Regions from separate parts of the Homo sapiens genome. Here region 2 is linked to region 1. Evidence: chromatin contacts called from ENCODE Hi-C data. All regions are on one chromosome and are shown on one strand. Each heading gives the region's core, a stretch centred on a gene start or an enhancer-like site at or near the end of the contact. The rest is flanking DNA. Distances are from core to core; before and after follow the strand shown.

What was found. A loop is a pair of places that touch in the nucleus more often than their neighbours do. Pooled maps may share reads with other maps.
Region 2: a pooled map shows a loop between it and region 1 (10-fold over the local background). The contact joins the promoter of DUSP19 here to the promoter of UBE2E3 in region 1. A Hi-C loop is called at or near these places in 8 of 50 pooled maps.

What each region holds. Positions count from the first base shown.
Region 1 is chr2:180,979,132-180,982,164 of GRCh38, forward strand. It overlaps UBE2E3 (ubiquitin conjugating enzyme E2 E3), which reads left to right and starts at 1,474. Exons shown (of 6, transcript NM_006357.4): 1 at 1,474-1,842; 2 at 2,887-3,033. The coding sequence starts at 2,912. It overlaps UBE2E3-DT (UBE2E3 divergent transcript), which reads right to left and starts at 1,881. Exons shown (of 2, transcript NR_187176.1): 1 at 935-1,881; 2 at 1-535. RefSeq lists a silencer at 892-1,751.
Region 2 is chr2:183,077,321-183,080,353 of GRCh38, forward strand. It overlaps DUSP19 (dual specificity phosphatase 19), which reads left to right and starts at 1,427. Exons shown (of 4, transcript NM_080876.4): 1 at 1,427-1,839. The coding sequence starts at 1,614.

The DNA of each region.
Region 1 (3,033 bases), core at 224-2,723:
TTCTGAGTGGAATATCCTTACTACTTATGAACCTAGCGAACTTTAATGAACTGTTCCCCTTCTGGACTAGGAGCTCTTAGCACAGAGTAGAGACCTGGCTTTAGTCACACAGCAATTGAATGAGTGTATGTCCAGCACCTAGCAACATATAGCCCTCAATAAAGTTAACTGAATGACTGTGTCTTTGGAAAATTATGGAAATGTAACTTACTCTTTAGAGTTGCTATCAAGCCTTTACCAAAAGTTTTCTATTAGGAGAAATAGTAAGCAAATACGTTGGCTCACTCAGTCTTTTCTTCTTTCCCTTAACTCTATACATCTTTTGACTGCCATTCTCACTCCCTTTGTGAACTGCACATTCTCACAGCACCCCTGCCCCTGGACACTTGTGGGAGAGGAATCCACAAATTCCTTTGAGGCTCCATCACCGGAACAAGTTCTCAGTAGCTGGAGAAGGCCTGGGTGGCAAACAGGAAGTTTTTGTATTCTGGCTACTTTGTGCCGTGGGGTAAAAACCGCAGAGTCCACCTGGAGACTGCAAAAAGAATGGTAGAACAAACAAAACTGTCACTATCTCCACCTAAAGCTTTTCTGGGTGGACATTCTGACTCAACATCACTCAGAACTTTTCTTTCCAGAACTGGCTCCTCATGTGCAAGACAGAAGAGTCCCGCAGAAAAGTGTCATGTTTTAGCTCTCATCGCCACCCCCCAACCCCAAACTCTTCTCCTTCACTTTTAAGAATGTTGAGCGGGACATTTTAAACACTGTTTTGGATTTTTAAGGTTTCAAATAATCCGAAGGACACTTCCCTTTGGCAGCGACAGTTGCAAGCTATGAGCCAAAAAGAAATAGAGGTTGTTCCCCTAATCTCCAAATACATTCTACCCTCTTCAATTCCCAGGACCCCAACTTGTCCCTTCCTCCAGCTTACGCGAGGGGCAAGTGGCAGCTCTTCTCCGCCTGCGTGCCTGGCCTCGTCAACAACACCCATTAGTCTCCCGTCTCCCGGGGCGGCGGGGGACTCCCAACCACGCGCCCAGGGCCCTTGCCCAGGTACTGGGGCCCCGGGAGCCACGACGGCCCCCGCGCAGGCGGATGGGATGGAACCAGCCCTGGGGACGCGGGTAGCCCAATGGGCAGCCTCGCCCCGGAGGCGGGCCCAGGCCGGAAGCCACCCCGCGGCACAGCGGCCCCGCGATACGGTGCCCGCGCCCCCGCCTTCTCTGGCACAGGCTCCGCGGCCAAGGGCGGCAGGGGCCAGCCCGCCGGGTCCCCGCCGCGCTCTTTGTCCTGGCCGCGCGCGGGCGGACGCGTGCACCCCCAGGGTGAGGGGAGGTGTGGAGAGCGCGCACGGGAGCGCGCGGGAACAGCTCGCGCCCGCCGGGCGTCGGCGGCGCGCGCCCCTCCGCCAGGCAAGCAGCGAGCACGCGCGTCGCCGCCGCGCCCGCCCCTCCCCCCCGCGCTCGCCTCGGAACTTGCTGACTGCGCGGCCGGGAGGAGCCGAGCCGGGCGGCGGCGGCGGGAGGCTACAGCGCGCGGGGGTCTCCCGCGTCCCCTCCGCCTCGCCGGGAGCTCGCGCCCTCGCCCAGCCGAGCTCCCACCCCCGCTTTTTTCCGAAGGCGCTGGGCGGCGCCACCCTCCGGCCGGAGCCCGGCACTGCACAACCCCCTCCGACTTTCAATGTTCCACACTCCCCGGCCAGAGCCTCCTCGGCTTCTTTTTTTCCCTCCCCCCCCTTCCCCCCCCCACAGCTGCCTCCATTTCCTTAAGGAAGGGTTTTTTTCTCTCTCCCTCCCCCACACCGTAGCGGCGCGCGAGCGGGCCGGGCGGGCGGCCGAGGTAAGGCGGCGGGGCCGGGGGGCCGCGTGGGGGGCGGCCGGGGCGGCGGCGGCGGTGGGGGAGGGGGCGGGGGCGGGCAGCTTTGTTCGCGCCGGGCGCCCGCGTCGCCGGTGTCCGCGAGCCGCGGCGGGGCCGGCTGGGCTGCTCGCATCACTTGGCGCCCGGCGCGGCGAGCGCTACCCGCGGCCCCCGCGCGGCCCTCCCCACAAAGGGCCGCGGAGCTGCGTGGCCGCCGCCGCCGGCCGTGGCTCGCCTCCGCGGGCGCGGAAATTTGTTGCACTTCTTGGGGCTTTGTTTATTTGTTTGTTTTTTCTCTGGGTTTCTTATTTTTTTCGTTATTTTGGACAAAATGTCGGTCCGTGATATAAAAATTGAGCGAGGAACCTTGGTGGCATTGGGAGCTTTGCAGAAGGTGCAGTTTGAATTCTGCTTTTCCCAGGGTGGCAGCTCGGTCTTGGCCGGATGAATCTTCGCTGCTGGCCGTGGAAACAGCTAGAGCAGCTCGTTAGTTGATTTTTAAATTTCCAAGTGTTGTGTTTAAAGGCTTTACGTGCACTGAGGAGGAATCGCCACCTTAAATAAGCATATGGGCGATTAACAGGGTGTGTTTTCCTCTCGGAAAGGGAATTTGGTAGCTTTGACCAATGTCAGTGTGTAAATATTTAGACGTTATTAGTGACTTTTAAACATTTTTCAGCGAGATCTGTTATTTACAGTGTGTCATATGTTATTAATGCTTGTTGCCTAAGTTCCTTGGCAAATCTGTTTCATGCCTTCTGAGAAAGTAGACAATTGATAGATTGTCCAAGAGACGGAAAAAAATGTGAGTGGGTTTTCTAACTTGAGTTCGGCAAATCCCTTAACGCTGGCGTTGTGTGACACATCACCTCCCTTGTACGTACCCCTGTTGTACGATGAAATAAGTGTGAACACTTTTGAAGCTTTTTCATTACAAGACGATTTTAGATGACTAGAAGAAAATGCTGTTGGTTTATTTCCTAGATTTAACATTTTCTCCTCCTCCTCCCCTGTTCTCTTTAAAAGTTTTCCAAGAGATAACTTCACCAAGATGTCCAGTGATAGGCAAAGGTCCGATGATGAGAGCCCCAGCACCAGCAGTGGCAGTTCAGATGCGGACCAGCGAGACCCAGCCGCTCCAGAGCCTGAAGAACAAGAGGAAAGAAAACCTTC
Region 2 (3,033 bases), core at 177-2,676, 2.1 Mb after region 1:
AGTGCTGGAATTACAGGCATGCGCCACTGTACTGGGCCTATTCCTTTTTCAAGAGGGAGAAGTTTGGTTTATATCTCAGTTTGCTCAGGCTGCTCTAACAAAATGCCATAAACTTTGTTGCTTAAACAACCGAAATATATTTTCTTACAGTTCTGGAGGCTGAGAAGTCCAAGATCAAGGTGCTGGCCTATTCAGTTCCTGCTGAAAGCTCTCTTCCTGGCTTGCAGACAGCCAGCTTCTCCTTATGTCCTCATACTGTCTTTCCTTGGTCCATATAGGGGAGCAGGCAGATTTCTTTCAGTTCTCCTGAAGCCACTAAACCCATCATGAGGACCCTACCCTAGGGTCTTAGTCTAATCCTAAATTACATCCCAAAAGTCCCATTTAAATACCATCACCTTGAGGTTTAAAGCTTTAACATATGCATTTTGAAGGGACAGAAATAGTCAATCCATAACAGTTGAATTTTTTTATGTCAGAAAGTTTCAACAACAACACAAATTTTAATATGTGGTATTGGAAGAAAAGTTTTCATAAGTGCAACTTCTTCATTTTATATATGTGTTTATACATTGTGTTGAAATTCATTTAAAATTACATTTACTTTAATAGGGGTTTGAAAAATTTCTCTTTAAAGGAATCTTGTGATTTCTTTTGCAAAACTTTTTTTTGGTAATCAGAATCATCGTTCTATAATTTATTTATCTGTTTTACAAATTTGGATGCTTACACAATTGATTTTCTTAATTCTTCGTATGGATGGACTTGCTGCAATTCTTATTTAGGATGTATATTTACTGTATGAAATGAAAATGTAGGCTGAAAGTCAGAAAATAAATAAATTTTAAGCTCTTGTCAATCTACATATATGAGCATAAATTTTAAAAAATATATCTTTTTTCCCAGTTTATTTAAATTGTTGCCTCACAAATACGCACAACAACTTTATCTAGTAAACGTTCCTCTTGCATTAACAGCAAAAGCAGAAGGTGTGAAGGATACAGGAAGCGAGAAATAACTTTTAACGTCTGCTCTAGCCCTCCTGGACTAGCCTAAAAGCAGACAGGCAGGAAAGGCTTTGGGACATAGGGTGATTTGCAAGGTGACTCCGCCGGTCTCTTTCAAGCGGGAGCGATACACAGGTCAGCCCGGATCGTCCATGGTCACTGCCGTAAGTGACACTAACAGAATATATCAGAAAATCACTGCCTTTAAAGAACCAGGACATATCATTCCTCTCTCCAACGAAGTCTTATATTTTACCATTCTGCGTGTATTAGAAAGCTAAATTTAAACAGCAACAATAAGAAATCTTCCCCAGTGGATCCCTCGAGCCTTTCGGGAAAATGCAGGTTTCTGGCTGACAGGAAGAAGAAACAGCATCCAATCGGCACTTGTGTCTCAATGACCAATCAAATTTCGCCTTACATTGCATCGCTGGGATAAACGGAGCTGGACGACTCAGTCTCTTGGTCTGTGGCTGCTGCGGTTACCTGGATGGGCGAGCACCTCTGAGGCTGGCTTTGTTACCTGGGCAATAAGGGACTAGCAGTTCAGCCGTTTTCTATGCCTGCTGGATTTGTTTGTATTTGTTCCCAGCCACTGCTCATGTAATGTACTCCCTTAACCAGGAAATTAAAGCATTCTCCCGGAATAATCTCAGGAAGCAATGCACCAGGGTGACAACGCTAACTGGAAAGAAAATTATAGAAACATGGAAAGATGCCAGAATTCATGTTGTGGAAGAAGTAGAGCCGAGCAGTGGGGGTGGTTGTGGTTATGTGCAGGACCTTAGCTCGGACCTGCAAGTTGGCGTTATTAAGCCATGGTTGCTCCTAGGTGAGTATATCGACTTGCCACTAGATCATTGAGTCCTTTTAGCCAGATTACGTTCTCATTTTCCCCCTTTATGCGTAATAGTCTGTATTATCAGCTATCCTGCCGAAAAGCTGAACTGTTTCCTTTTTTGGATATGGAACTTCCATTAGCCAGCTAGAGCCGTTTCTGCCTCACAGTGTACCCATAAGAAGCATAGATGCTATTCTCGTAGCACTTGGCACTGCATATTTGAATTTTAGAAAAGCTTTCTTCCCGTTTCTCTAACTTCTCTGGAGAATAACACATTGATGTTGTGTTTTCTTGGCTTATAAAAAATACAGCTTGAAAAAAAAGGAATGAAAAAAGAATGTTTGTATCAGGCAGAACTACAAGTGACAATGGTTAAAGTTATAGAAAAGTTAATACTCGAAATAGTCCTGTGCTTGCTGGCCTGCGCAGCTCTTACAGACCGTGCGGAATACATGCCTCCTGTGGCCACGTCTGTTCATGGTGTCTGTTTTTGGAGTGTTTAAGAGAAGGAGATCTTAAGATCTTATGATTTATTTCGTATTATGGAAATACTGAGCCCCTATACAAGCATAGTTCACAAATAGCAAATGAAGCAAGGTTATAAAAGTGCAAACTTGTTAATTTGGCAAGAATATGGTATGGTGTTCTTAAAAAAATAGTCAAGAATGTTTTCAAGTACGTCTGAATTATTTCTATTTATGAATAGAGAAATTAAGACTTGGAAAGACTAAATGACTTATCACTATGCAGCTAAGGCATTCTTGAATAGAGAGAAGACTGAGAAATAGCCCAGGTGCTGTTCACCTAGTGTCTTACTCCTTTGAGGAATCCTGTGAAGTAGGGATTATCAGCTTTGTTTTACAAATAGAAACCAGGATTTAAAATTGGTGAAGTAATTTACACAAGGTAACACACCTGGTAAATAACAGACGTATGCATCAAGCCCAAGTCTGATGGACTCCTGCTGTCCATTGTTATACTAGGCTGCCTCACATAGACCAAGTTTTCAATCCTGCTCCGCCTCTAATTTACTAGATTAGCTGGTGCAAGCCATTTATCCTTTCTGGTCCTCCAAAAAGCCATTTGTAAAGATGAAGTAACAGTATCTGCTTATGTCATAGGATCCTCCTGAGGTTGTTGTAAAAGGTTTTTGATGCAAATCAATTGCAGTGTACATATAAGTTA